Regions from separate parts of the Homo sapiens genome. Here all the other regions are linked to region 1. The links are chromatin contacts, found by Hi-C or POLR2A ChIA-PET in ENCODE. All regions are on one chromosome and are shown on one strand. The core of a region is the stretch at or near the end of the contact, and the rest is flanking DNA. Distances in the headings are between cores, read along the strand shown. Region 1 has its middle 33 kb from the start of LINC03055. Region 2 overlaps RREB1 (ras responsive element binding protein 1). Region 3 has its middle 34 kb from the start of RREB1.

What was found. Hi-C counts contacts between places; a loop is a spot of excess contacts on that map. ChIA-PET counts read pairs that join two places held with the same protein, here RNA polymerase II (POLR2A). Pooled maps may share reads with other maps.
Region 2: a loop to region 1 is called in a map of pancreas, with 6 times the contacts of the local background. The contact joins two enhancer-like sites. A Hi-C loop is called at or near these places in 2 of 168 maps with a recorded cell type or tissue (gastrocnemius medialis and pancreas), 4 of 37 single-sample maps with no recorded cell type and 10 of 50 pooled maps. POLR2A ChIA-PET finds 5 or more read pairs at or near these places in 3 of 52 experiments (B cell, WTC11 and activated B cell).
Region 3: a pooled map shows a loop between it and region 1 (12-fold over the local background). The contact joins two enhancer-like sites. A Hi-C loop is called at or near these places in 1 of 168 maps with a recorded cell type or tissue (GM12878), 19 of 37 single-sample maps with no recorded cell type and 14 of 50 pooled maps. POLR2A ChIA-PET finds 5 or more read pairs at or near these places in 4 of 52 experiments (K562, PC-9, Panc1 and 1 more).

What each region holds. Positions count from the first base shown.
Region 1 is chr6:6,916,444-6,920,547 of GRCh38, reverse strand. No RefSeq gene overlaps it. Among named protein-coding and RNA genes, the nearest start is that of LINC03055, 33 kb to the right of the region's middle. RefSeq lists an enhancer at 1,697-1,746. Within about 2 kb of position 1,812, at least 2 of the 41 ENCODE cell types and tissues checked have a DNase peak (open chromatin) inside an H3K27ac peak, as active enhancers do; they include gastrocnemius medialis, where a contact is called at or near this core.
Region 2 is chr6:7,135,158-7,139,261 of GRCh38, reverse strand. All of the region lies in intron 1 of RREB1 (ras responsive element binding protein 1), which reads right to left. Among named protein-coding and RNA genes, the nearest start is that of RREB1, 29 kb to the right of the region's middle. RefSeq lists an enhancer at 2,181-2,250. Within about 2 kb of position 2,226, at least 32 of the 41 ENCODE cell types and tissues checked have a DNase peak (open chromatin) inside an H3K27ac peak, as active enhancers do; they include gastrocnemius medialis, where a contact is called at or near this core.
Region 3 is chr6:7,071,552-7,075,655 of GRCh38, reverse strand. No RefSeq gene overlaps it. Among named protein-coding and RNA genes, the nearest start is that of RREB1, 34 kb to the left of the region's middle. RefSeq lists an enhancer at 1,757-1,996. Within about 2 kb of position 1,720, at least 5 of the 41 ENCODE cell types and tissues checked have a DNase peak (open chromatin) inside an H3K27ac peak, as active enhancers do.

The DNA.
Region 1 (4,104 bases), core at 563-3,062:
GCAGAGCTCTGATAAGGGCAACAGTAGCACTGGCTGTGAGTTACAGAGAGAATGAGTTGGCGGTATAGCCAGGAGAGGGTTGAAGGGCTGCCAGTTGTATAAAGAGGTTGAGTAATTGAAGGACCTTGTGAGAACAGAGATCAGAAATTTGGAGGTTATTAGGGAACAAGATGGCCCCTGGGGAGAGGTGGATCTTGGAAAGGTTGTGATTTGCTAGGGGAGCAGGTGCTGAGTTAGGCTTGGGTGAGCGCTGGCAGTGGCCAGGCTGGGTATGATGCAGAAACACTCTGATAAGTGTCATTTACATGGGTGGCATAGGGAGAGGCCACTTACTGGCAGAGAACTCGGACTGGAATTGAAAGGGAAGGACGGCCACACCCATCGTCACCACTGAATGGTGGGGGTCAGGGGAGACAAGGCAGGAGGAAGGAGATGTCTTCTCCAAGGAGAGGCAGGAAGCTGAAGAAAGAGGCGGGAGAGGAGGTGTCTGCATGATGGAAAGCTGGCAGAGGTGGCCCCAGTGCATGAGGCAGGGTGAGGAGATGCCGCTGGAAGGAGGCGACGGGGAGGTGGACCGGTGAGGAGGGATGGTTGATAGGGTTAGTACCAGTTGAAATGCCCTGTCTCCCGTAAAGGAGGCAGATAAACCACGTCGCAGAAGCACTGGGTGGAAGTAGGAAAGAGCCACATTAGAGGCAGGGAGGAGTTAACATGGCCTTGGCGGGATATTGCAATTGACTAAGAAAGCAGAGTTAAAGAGGAATGGGTGTGCATGGGCATGCGTGCACACACACACATACATACACACACACACACACACACCCTTGCTTTCTCCAAGGTAAGCTCAGGGATTCTGGAACAAGAGGAATCCTAGGTTTTGTGTCAGAGTGACCCTTACCAGGTGGCTTAGAGCATGCCCAGTCTGAATAAGGTTTGGAATTCTTTGAGGGTCTTGGTGTAACTGGACCCTTGTGGCCTATTACAGTCAAGATCTACACCCCCAGCTGCTTGGAATAAAACAAGTTTCTGATTTGCTTTTTTTCATTTATGCCAAAACATCCTAAACCAAAAAACCAGAAGACACATTATCAATTAAAGTACTAGGGTGTCCAGAGCTGAGACCAAATTGTTCTCCATCATATTTTGCGATATTTACCAACTTGCTTTTGCATGACTCAAGTTTATGTCATCAGATTATTTTGCTTTTAAAGCACTCTACTAAACATATAGCTAACCTTTAAAATTAAATGCATAATTTATACTCATTATAACATATTATGTGGCTTCAGTTACATTGTAATCTTTTGACCACATACTTTAATAGCGCTTGGCTTTTTTGTAAATGCCTAGCAACAATGTATTAGACATTATTGCATCTATTATGTTAACACTCACAATTTGTGTTATTGTAAAGCAGTTTCAAAAAACAGTTGAGCCTACAGTGCACACGAAAGTGATCTGAAAATCTTTTTCAATTTAGACGTAGGACTAAATGTAAAATATAATTCCTGAAGGATCTTAATTACTACAGTCTGTGTGTGTATTTGATAAGACTTGTGGAATCCAATTGTTGTTAAATTTTTATATGATGGACAAGTAGGAATGCTTTGGGGCCCCGTCGCTGTTAATAAAGCTCTGAGTCGCAAATATCACACACTTGTCAGACATGAATGGTCCTTTCTTTCTTAAGCTGCTGTGATGTCATTTTGCCTTATTTGGCTTCTAGCCTGGGTTCTCTTTCCAGTGCAGTCGACAGTGATTAGTCATTTCAGCAGGACTTCCCCATCAACATCTGCTCCACCAGCCAGTTACATGTGAGAAAACGTGGGATGGTGCTTTGAAATTGCAAAGGCTTATTGTGCAGATGGCGGTGAGGAGGAGATCTCGGCTACCCCACATGAAAGACCAGCGCAGTGGAGGATACCTCTCTCCACACCCACACACACGCTCCTGCTCAGCCTGCAGTTGCTCATTCTCTAGAGAATCCTCCCCAGGGAGTTCACACCTGCCTTTGCAAGATGCTTCCATGCACGGATTGGTAAGACATGGTCCTTGCCCTGGAAGAGGCCACTATCTGGGAATACATGTCACTTCCCACGTTTCTGTGCTCACAGCTTCGCCTCCCATCTCTTCCTTTGGAAGGTCCCAGCTACTTTCCAGTGGTCAAAGATTGGTGGCTTCTTTTTGAGCCTTGTCCTGGTTGACTTGTGTGATGGAAAGAGCACTTGAATGGGAGTCAAAATATTTGCTTTAGAATTTTAACTTGGTTTTTCACCCACACTGACCTTTAATTCTTTCAGTCAATGGTTGTTCTTCAACCTGAGCATGGTGGTTGCATTCCTTGGCCTGAGAGCCTTCCTTGGCTTTCCATTGCTTGTGGGGTACATTACCAATTTTATTTTTAGCCTGGCACCCCTTTCCCGTGTTTTCTGCCAGGTTCCCCCAAGCCCATGTGTACTTGGCATTCTCTAAATAATAGTATTTTAGGCCTGGGTTCTTACCGAATCTATACACTTGGTCCATAAGGCCCCTCCTTCCAAATTCTCCCTCTGCTTCTCCCCGCCGCCCCCACTGCTTCCCCCTCATTCTCCAAGGCTCAATTAAAAACTCATATGGTGAAGGCTTCCCCAACCTCCAGGCAAATTGAAGTTTTTATGCTTAATACCCATTTATTCCAACCATATTGCATCTTATAATGTATCATAGCTATTTGCATATTTGTTTATCAGTTTTACTGGATTATGGGCTTCATTATTTCATTTAACCTACTTTCTCATTGTGTCTGGCATTTAATAGGTGCCTAATAAAATTCTATTGATTACAAATGGGTAATTTAACTTCTCCACTTCCCCAGACTGACTACAAGCTTCTGGGGCAGCCAATCTGCTTTTCCTCTGTCTTTTCTCCATAGAACTCAGCTCAGTGACTGTCACATAGTAGATGCTTAATAAATGTTGAAAGTGGTAATGTAAGAAAGTGACTGAATAAAGCAGCAATGCAGTATTTGCTAGACAATATTCCAAGTTGAGGGGTGAAGTGGGAGAAAGATGGTAACAATGTTAATTTTAGGGATGGAGAACCTGCAGGAAAAAGGACATCTTGTGGGCATGACTCTAGGCTGTGTAGTTTGCTACTCATTTCACTTCTGTGGCCACTCCCCCCGGATCTCATCTCAGGTAATGCCAGTGCACTCTGTCGACAAGGCCACGTTCCCCACTGACTCACCTCACAGAAGCCTTTGGGTCTTAGGAGAGCCAAAGATTCTCGCCAACTGAGCACCTCCACCAGGTGGAACGTGGGCAAATGGGAGAATAACCTTAATGATCCTTGTCGCCCCCAGAAGGTCAGGGCTTGTTTATTACCTGAGTCCTAAGGCCCTTGCTGTTTCTGCCCTGCTGGAGATCACAGTGGACCCCAGCTCAGTCCAGCTTCCCACCAGGGCAGCAGGCCCTATGTGACCAACACAGAGTCTTCATTAGAAAGTGTGGGTTTCTATTTTTCAGTTTTTCATTTTTGGAACCCGGCTCACTTGCTCTGTAACATTTAACAGTTTCTGTTGCTGTGTTCCAGGCATTTTGCTAGGGGCTGGCACCCAGTGATGGGTCCAGTGAATGCAGTCCCTGGTCTCAGGGGCTCTCAGGCCAGGAGGGGAGGCTGCAGACGCTCACACATTGGCCCACACTGGACTAGCACGCAGGTGGGGTGCTCTGCAGGGGAGGTGGGACCAAGCACACAGTGCACAAACGAGGGGCCTAGGGAGGCCTGGGAAGTGACTTGGCCCCCAGGGCCTTCTGTCTGGACTGATGACTCAGGGCAGCCAGGCCGGAGAGACAGGGCAGGCCACTGAGAACGAATCAAGTAAGAGGCTAATGGAGGCAACAGTACAGGGAATAGGAAAGAACTTCCAGAGTGTTCTTTTCTCTGCCCACGTGGCAAGGTGAAACTTATGGCTAGGTAGACTTCTACTCTGTTATACCAAGTGCTGCCTGCCTCCTTCTGCTTTCCTTCCTCCCAAAAGTTTAACTCTGTCTCCATTTTCTCTCCATGAGCACAGGCATGTGGAAGTGTGGCATCACACACACACACCCACACCCACACACCCAC
Region 2 (4,104 bases), core at 977-3,476, 220 kb before region 1:
GCTCTCAGGTGTCTGAAGCCAACTTTCTCTCTCCCCCATCCCCCCTCCCACCTTTGCTTAAAGGGCAGCAATAGAACCAGTCACCTTGGAAACAAACATCACTCAGTGTTTGCAGAACAAACAATGGTACCTTTTCAGCCAGTACCAGGCAGGCAGGGCAAGGGGCAGCCAAGCAATTCTGGGCCTTACAGGAGTGTTAACATATTGTATTCATTCAGTGCACGAAAAAGTAGTTCAGTACTAAAAGTGAAATGTTCTCACATGTGTGAACCTTTGGCTAGAAACCATACACAAAAGTGAGTAAGGTTTAGAGTCAAATAAGGCTACCTACTAAGTTAGAAAAAAAATCTTTTCATTATTTTTGTAATTGTTTTACGTAACTCATGAATAAGGTAAACTATACTCTTATTACGGAGGATTACCTTCTCCAGCAACTAGGAACAAGTTACTTTTAAAAACAAAACAAAAAAAGTGTCATCTAATTGCTCCCATGAAACAATCATATTCATGTCACTTTTGTCCCAATATGCTAGCATATATTGATTTTTAAATGTGTATACTGGTGGGTGCCTTAACCCACTTGTGAATTTCTGGTATTAATAAAGAAATACGAGTGTGAGCTAGAAAACTGTCAATTTTCAGAGCACTGTTTAAAACAGGGCCAAACAGATACATAAATCTATAAGAGCTTTGGATAACAACCACCACTTTGACCTTGGATTACAATGACTAAACTTTCATTTTCTGAAGACTTACAAAAGCTAATCATTTGGGGTAGCTCAAGTTTGAGGGGAGATTCTTTTGTTACTGTTTTTAAAAAGCTCAACTGGATAGTTAATTTAAAAAATATTCAAGTGTCTTTCAGATCCTTCAGAATGAAACTTCAAAATGTTCAACGTAACAGTTTCCTCCCTATTCTGGGTGTGTGCCGAAGTTTTCCTTCCCACCAATTAAGAGAGAAGGCTGGGCCCAACTGAATTATTTGGACAGGAGTTTGATGTCAGTTAAATACCACAGTAACTGGCATTTTCTATCACCTCCAGACTAAAGGACAAATGCCTAATTAACATGGACCAACATGCAGCTTAAACTGGAAAAGTGCCTGTCCTTTTTCTTTCTTTTCTTTTTTTCTGAAAGATTTAGGTCTTTAACATCCTTGAGTTAAAGTGCACAAAGGGTGTCTAATGCCATCTGACTGAGGTGTAAAAGTCTAATTAACTAATGCTTTTTGCAGTGATAGTAAATCAGTTAACATTATTAATCTTCCTGACTAGGCGTAAGTGAGTGAGGAGGGCTATTGAAAAGGAGCTAAACAGTTAGACTGGGTACCCTTGAAAAAGAAAAGGAACTCTGAAAGTGATGACTGATGATACTGAAAATAACTGAGATACTTAAAATCCAACCGCTCGCCGGGCCTACCACCAGGCAAGAGACTCTGAAAGCTGAGGCTGCAGCTCCAGGGCAGGGAGAGGAAGAGGAGGAGCTAGGCGGCCGTGAAATGACTCTCATCTCCCATCCTTCCCTCCCAGCATCACCGAGAGAGACACGACTCTCACGTGCTGGAGGCTTCCCTGCCTTAAATTAACGCTGTACCTTTCCAACTAATGTTTTCAGTAGACCAAACAAAAGTTTGGAGTAGTTTGAGCAAATGACTCCAACAGTGGAGCCAGTTAGGCTAGTTTCAATTCATCAACAACTATCTTAGCATCTGGCTTCTTAGTTTCATCTGCCTATGTGTTTGGCATCCAAAAATGCGCATGCATATCATACTCATGTTAGCAAACCATACTTTATCAAAGGCACTTCCTGCATGTAAACATCTGAAGAGAAAAGGCCAACAGCCAAACAATTTCTGTACCAGGGCTTGGTCTGTCTGTCCTGAGACAATGGCAGTAACTGCAGTCATGCCCTCCACCCTCTTTTCTGGATTCCAACCCTCTATTCCCTGCCTCCCTGTACCCGAGTCTATAAGGCAGCTCCTTCCCTGGGGGCTCAGGGGGGAAGGGAGAGGCATCAGGTCTAGCAGGCACTCTCTTGGTCCCTTGCCTGCTCCTGCCGCCTCCACCCAGGCCTTCCCAGGAAAGCCAGGGGACAGGACTGCTCAACTCCTGACAGCAGCTGGATGTGACGAATTAGCTCTGGGCTTTGGGGAGGGAACTCCCCATGTTGAGGCACTCCCGTCGCCAGATCCTGGGTGATGACCCTAAACCCAGCAAGCTTCCTCCATCTTCTCGAAGAACATCTCAAAGGAGCAGAGTTGGAAAGGGAAGTGAAAGAGGGAGGCCAGGTGCCGCGGTGGCTTCATCTTTTCCCCTCCTCAATATTTCTATCAAGTTTCTGTTTCACTGCCACCTCACATAAGGGGGATATGAACCTATGCATACCTTTTTAATAAAATTCTGAGGCAAACACAACACGTTTGGTTAACGACGGGCTTTCACAAGCCACCTGATAATAAAGAACTCTTGAAAACATCAGGCTTCAGAACTCAGTTCATCCTGAATAAAGATATTTATGCTTTATTTATTGTTTTAAATGTCTTTAGAGGCTGTTATTTGTTACTTTGCACACCATTATACCTAAAAATCACCTCTTCTGTTCAAAAAGGTAGGTTCAAGAGAAAACTTTTCATTTGTACTCCTAAGTTAATTATATATTCATGACCTCCTCCTCAAATAATGTCTCAGGCTGAGGGTAGTGGCTCATGCCTGTAATCCCAACATTTTGGGAAGCTGAGGATAGCGGGTTGCTGGAGCCCAGGAGTTCGAGACCGGCCTGGGCAACATAGCAAGACCTTATCTCTATTTAAAAATAAATAAATAAATAACATCTCTTACAAAATCCTGTTTACTATTATCTCCATATTGCCTAGCCATTGGGATCTGAAGCTACTGAAGGGGGGAGAAATCCTAGCCAATTAAACAATTCTTCAAAACAAACTAAAATCCTTAAGATATAATTTATAACTCATTTCAACTTTTTAAAATACGGGCATTACTGACATCTATAAACAAAGGCAAGAGAGAAGGTGCAGATGAAGTCCCTTTTCAAATCAAACTTCTACTCAAATCAGAATTGTAAAATTGTTTTAGAATTCTTAAAATAAAGTTTGGTGGGTTTTTTCCCCCAGAAACCTGTGTGAGGTCAGTTCCATCAAAAGTCATCATCACCCCTGATCACCTCCTCAGACATGGGAATCTCACTCAGCTGAGACCAACAGTTGGAGGAGGTACTGGTCCCATTGTACAGATGGTCACAGCCCTTTAATTGAGGTCAGCTGACTTGCTTAGTCATATGCCACCTCTCTCACCAGGTCCACCACAGGACAGTAATTTCTCCCTGCCTGTGTAGTAAAAATCCAGCTTTAGTATCAGCAGAAAATCCAAACAATGTGATCTTCCCAAATCCCATTCTTTCCTGTGCTCAGTTGATCCATACTTACTGTCTACCTGTTTTGCTAAGTCCCCTAGAGCAACTTGAAAGGGCTATAAAAGCTTGAAATAAAGATCATGTTAAATGTTTTTGAAAATATACAGATGGCACATAAAACTTAAACGGAATACCTGCTCCCAGTCCCAAGTCCTAGACAAAGGTAGAATACTAAGATGCTTTTCCTGTAGCTAACAAGCACATCAGAAATGAGGCAGTCACCTCCCCTGCCTGCATCTTGGAGAGTTAAGTGGTGCAAGAATGCTGTTGTTGTCAGAACCAGAAGAACAGCAATGAAAGAGGCATCAGCTGTGGAATAACCACAGCTAAGCCACTAGACCCCATTTGAAAAAAAGGAAAATGGAACCACAAGAGAATGAAGTCAGGTTTTTCAGAAAGGTCTCAATCTACCAGCTGGTCTTTTGGCTGCTGCCCTGCCTAAAAGCAGCTTTCAGAATGCTTAGAATTTCCCTGGATTTACGGTCCTAATCCTTTATATGGTACTTTCCAATAGCTTCCATCCTTACAAAGGTTTTTGTTTACGTTTACTGATTAAAAAGAAAGAAAATGCTGCCCATGGGTATCATTGTGTCACCTCCTAAGAAGGCACAAGGAAGATAATTCTACCCATTTTAGAGATGGAAAAACCAAGGTGTGAAGTATATCTTTTTCTGT
Region 3 (4,104 bases), core at 471-2,970, 160 kb before region 1:
AGAATTTAACCCAGTGGGGTTCTTGTGAGAAATTAATGAAAAAAATACACCTAAAACATTTAGCACACAGCCAAGATAACAGATAACAAGATAACAGCTCTCTGGACAGTAATTCTGTCAGCACCGCTCCCCCCAGCCCTAATCCAAGTCCTCTCATTTATGCACAGGCATCTGCTAAGAAGTTTCTAGTTTGTCTGTATAACTTCCTGTACATCCCTCCCTTTTGTGGAATACCTGTCCCAAGCCACGGGGACTCTAAATGCTCAGTAAGAACTTGCTAAAAGAATGAATAATTTATAAGGGACCTAATATAGCACCAAGGCATGATTATGATCCAAGCAGACTCTTTGGGCCCATTTGTGCCAGAGACTCCGTTATTTTGTAATTAACAAATATCGTGAATTTGCTTTGAAGATTGTCAAAGAACATGACAATTCTGCCTCAGGTGTTTGACTCAGGGCAAAGCATTTAAACTCTATGTGCCTCAGTTTCCTTTTCTATAAAGTGGGACTAACAATAGTAGCCTACACATAGGTTTAAATGTGAAGTGCCTGCCTGACACATGGCACTTAATAAGTGTTAGCTATCTTATTTCATTTATTTTATTTATTTATTTATTTATTTATTTATTTATTTTATTCATATAGACATGCGGTTTCACTATGTTGCCCAGGCAGGTCTCAAACTCCTGGGCTCAAGCAAACCTCCTGCCTCAGCCTCCCAAGCAGCTGGGACTAAAGGTGTGCGCCACAGCATCTGGCATTAGATATCTTATTTTAAACCTGGTAAAAAATGTTCCATTAGGCCAGGCGCAGTGGCTTATGCCTGTAATCCCAGCACTTTGGGAGGCTGAGGCAGGTGGATGACCTGAGGTCAGGAGTTCGAGGCCAGGCTGGCCAACATGGTGAAACCCTGTGTCCACTAAAAATATAAAAATTAAGCCTGGCACGGTGGCTCTCACCTGTAATCCTGGCACTTTGGAGGCTGAGGTGGGCAGATCACGAGGTCAAGAGATCGAGACCATCCTGGCCAACATGGTGAAACCTCGTCTCTACTAAAAATACAAATATTAGCTGGGCATGGTGGTGTGCGCCTGTAGTCCCAGCTACTCGGGAGGCTGAAGCAGGAGAATCGCTTGAGCCCAGGAGGCGGATGTTGCAGTGAGCCAAGATCACACCACTGCACTCCAGCCTGGGCAACAGAGTGAGACTTGGTCTCAAAAAAAAAAAAAAATTTAGTGATAATGTAGTGATGGATAAAAATCTGAGCCCATAATACCTTCATCATTGTTAGTAAGTCCTGTTTGACTGTCAGCACCACCAGGGAGTCAGGAGACTCAACTCTCTACCTCCTCCTCTTCCCACTGTCTTATTCCCTTAGTCTAGATCAGGCCCTGGAATCTGCATTTTAAATATCTTCCTTGAGTGAGTTGGACACAGGTCGTCACCAAACTGACACACATATGAACAAAAAAAAAAAAAAAAAAAGAAAAGAAAAGAAAAAATACAGACAAATATAGCCCTGGAACTTAATGAGGGAACTGGGCCAAATCTTGGGTGATTCCCCTCTCCCTCGAAGAGAGGGATTTATGGTTTAGGTAAAAACCATTAAGAACACATTGGTTTTTTTCATTGGTTTCACTTTGAGTTTCTGCCTCCTGCAACCCAAAACACAATCATACAGAGCTTCGCAGCGTGGGTCTGGGCCCTGCGTGAGCAGGGCCACGTGACCGAGACTGCCTGTGCTGAAGAGCTGAAAGCAGAGGAACACACAGGCAAGGGGAACCTACAGATATTTCCCCCTTTACTTTCTTTTCTTTTTTTAAAAAAACTATAATCCCATAGAGACATATGTGACAAGTCTGACAAATGGACAAAGGAATGACGCTTGTTCTCATTTAGAAAAAGCTTGCTGATGCTGGATGTGTGTCAATGCACAAAGCTGTGGCTCGAATAGCCAAGGACATAGCATGTTTTTTTGTTTTTGGTTTTTTTGTTGTTTTTTTAATAGATGAGAGCTTCCTATGTTGCTCAGTCTAGTCTCAAACACCTGACCTCGCCTTCTTATGTGCCAGGACAACAGGCCTGAGTCACCGTGCCTCCTGACATAGCATCTTTCGTACAGGATTTAGGGAAGCATGAGAGCACTGGAAATAAAACCTAAATGGTGGGTGAGCTATAGGTAAACACTGAAATATCATGATCTTATTAAAAAGAAAATAGTGAACCCAAAGAACCTGATATACAAGAGAAAATGAACCAGGCTGCCAAAATCCTCTGTTTCAACAACAGAAGTCAATGGGATACAGTGGTTTAAAATCATGTAAAGTGAGTAAAATGTTCAACCCTGTGAGAACAGAGCAGTAATCGTGATGGGCCATCAGCCAGATAAAAGTGTCCATATTTCTGGTCCCAGGCAGTATCTCTCTCTCTCTCTTTTTGTTTTGTTTTGTTTTGTTTTTTTTTGAGACGGAGTTTGGCTCTTGTCGCCCAGGCTGGATTGCAATGGCACAATCTCGGCTCACTTTAACCTCCACCTCCTGCCTTCAAGCAATTCTCGTGCCTCAGCCTCCTTAGTAGCTGGGATTACAGGTGTCCACCACCACGCCCGGCTCGTTTTTGTATTTTTAGTAGAGATGGGGGTTTCACCACATTGGCCAGGCTGGTCTCGAACTCCTGACCTCAAGTGTTCTGCCCACCTCGGCCTCCCAAAGTCCTGGGATTACAAGCATGAGCCACTGTGCCCAGCCTCCAAGCAGTACCTCATGCAACACAAGTATTTAAGTATTTATCAAAGATGGTCATAATCAGCTCTTAAAACATACTAACTAAACACAACACTGTACACAGAAACACTTAAAAATACCACTTATAAGAGCATCAAAAGTTTTAAGGTATTTTAATATATTTTAAAAGTTATATATATTCCTATATATTATATGATATGTAGGAATATTTACTATACACTAATACATATGTAATATAATATATTCTACGTATGTAGGGAGATGTAGGAATACACACAGTTGCAGCATTTCAGTCAACAATGGACTGCATATATGACAGGGGTCCCATGAGGGATAGTATATACACATTCCTTATAACACCATATTTTCACTGTACCTTTTCTATGTTTACATATGTTTAGAGACACAAATAATTTCTGTTGTGTTACAGTTGCCTACAGTATTCTGTACAATAACATGCTGTACAGGTTTGTAGCCTTGGAGCCATAAGCTACATACCATATAGCCTAGGTGTGTAGTGGGCTATACCATCTAGGTTTGTGTAAGTACACTCTGATGTTCACACAATGACAAAATCACCTAATGATGCATTCCTCAGGATGCCTCCCCTTCGTTAAGTGACACATGACTGGATTGTATATTCTACAGGTCAAGTTTTATAAAGAAAACCACAACGTTCTTGGGGCATTGAAGAAGATATACATAATTGGTGTTCATGCACTTATATAATTTTACTATGTGCCTGAGACTATTCTGAGCACTTTGCACATATTATATGCAAGACATGTAATCACCTAATCCTCTCAATTACCCTATACAGTAGGTACTATTATGACCCTATAAGGTAGGTACTACTACGATCCCTATTACACAAGTGAGATAACTGAGACACTCTAAGGTCAAATTCTCCAGGGTCACATGGCCAGTGAGGAGCGGAGCTAGGATCTGCACCCAGGAGGTCTGCCTCCATCCTTTTAGCGATTCTGCACACTGCCTTTCAATGTGGTACACTCTATTGTAAACGTGCTGGTTCTCCCCACATTGGTCTACAGGTTCAGTGCAGTCCTAATAACTCCAAAAGATTCTGTAACAGAATTGGAACTGTTTCTAAAATTTACATAGAAGCACAAGAGGCCAAGAACACCAAGACATCATTGAAGAAGAACAAGGTGGAAGCACATGCCCTCCCAGATGGCATGACTCCTTAAAGGCTGTCATAACTAAGACAATGTAGAGCTGGATCTAAGGTTGACAAAGAGACGGACAGCACATAGAGAGCACAGAAACAGACGGAGCACACATGCATGACACAGGTGGCATTCCAGAGTGTGTGGGAAAGATGGAAGCTGCAATAAACA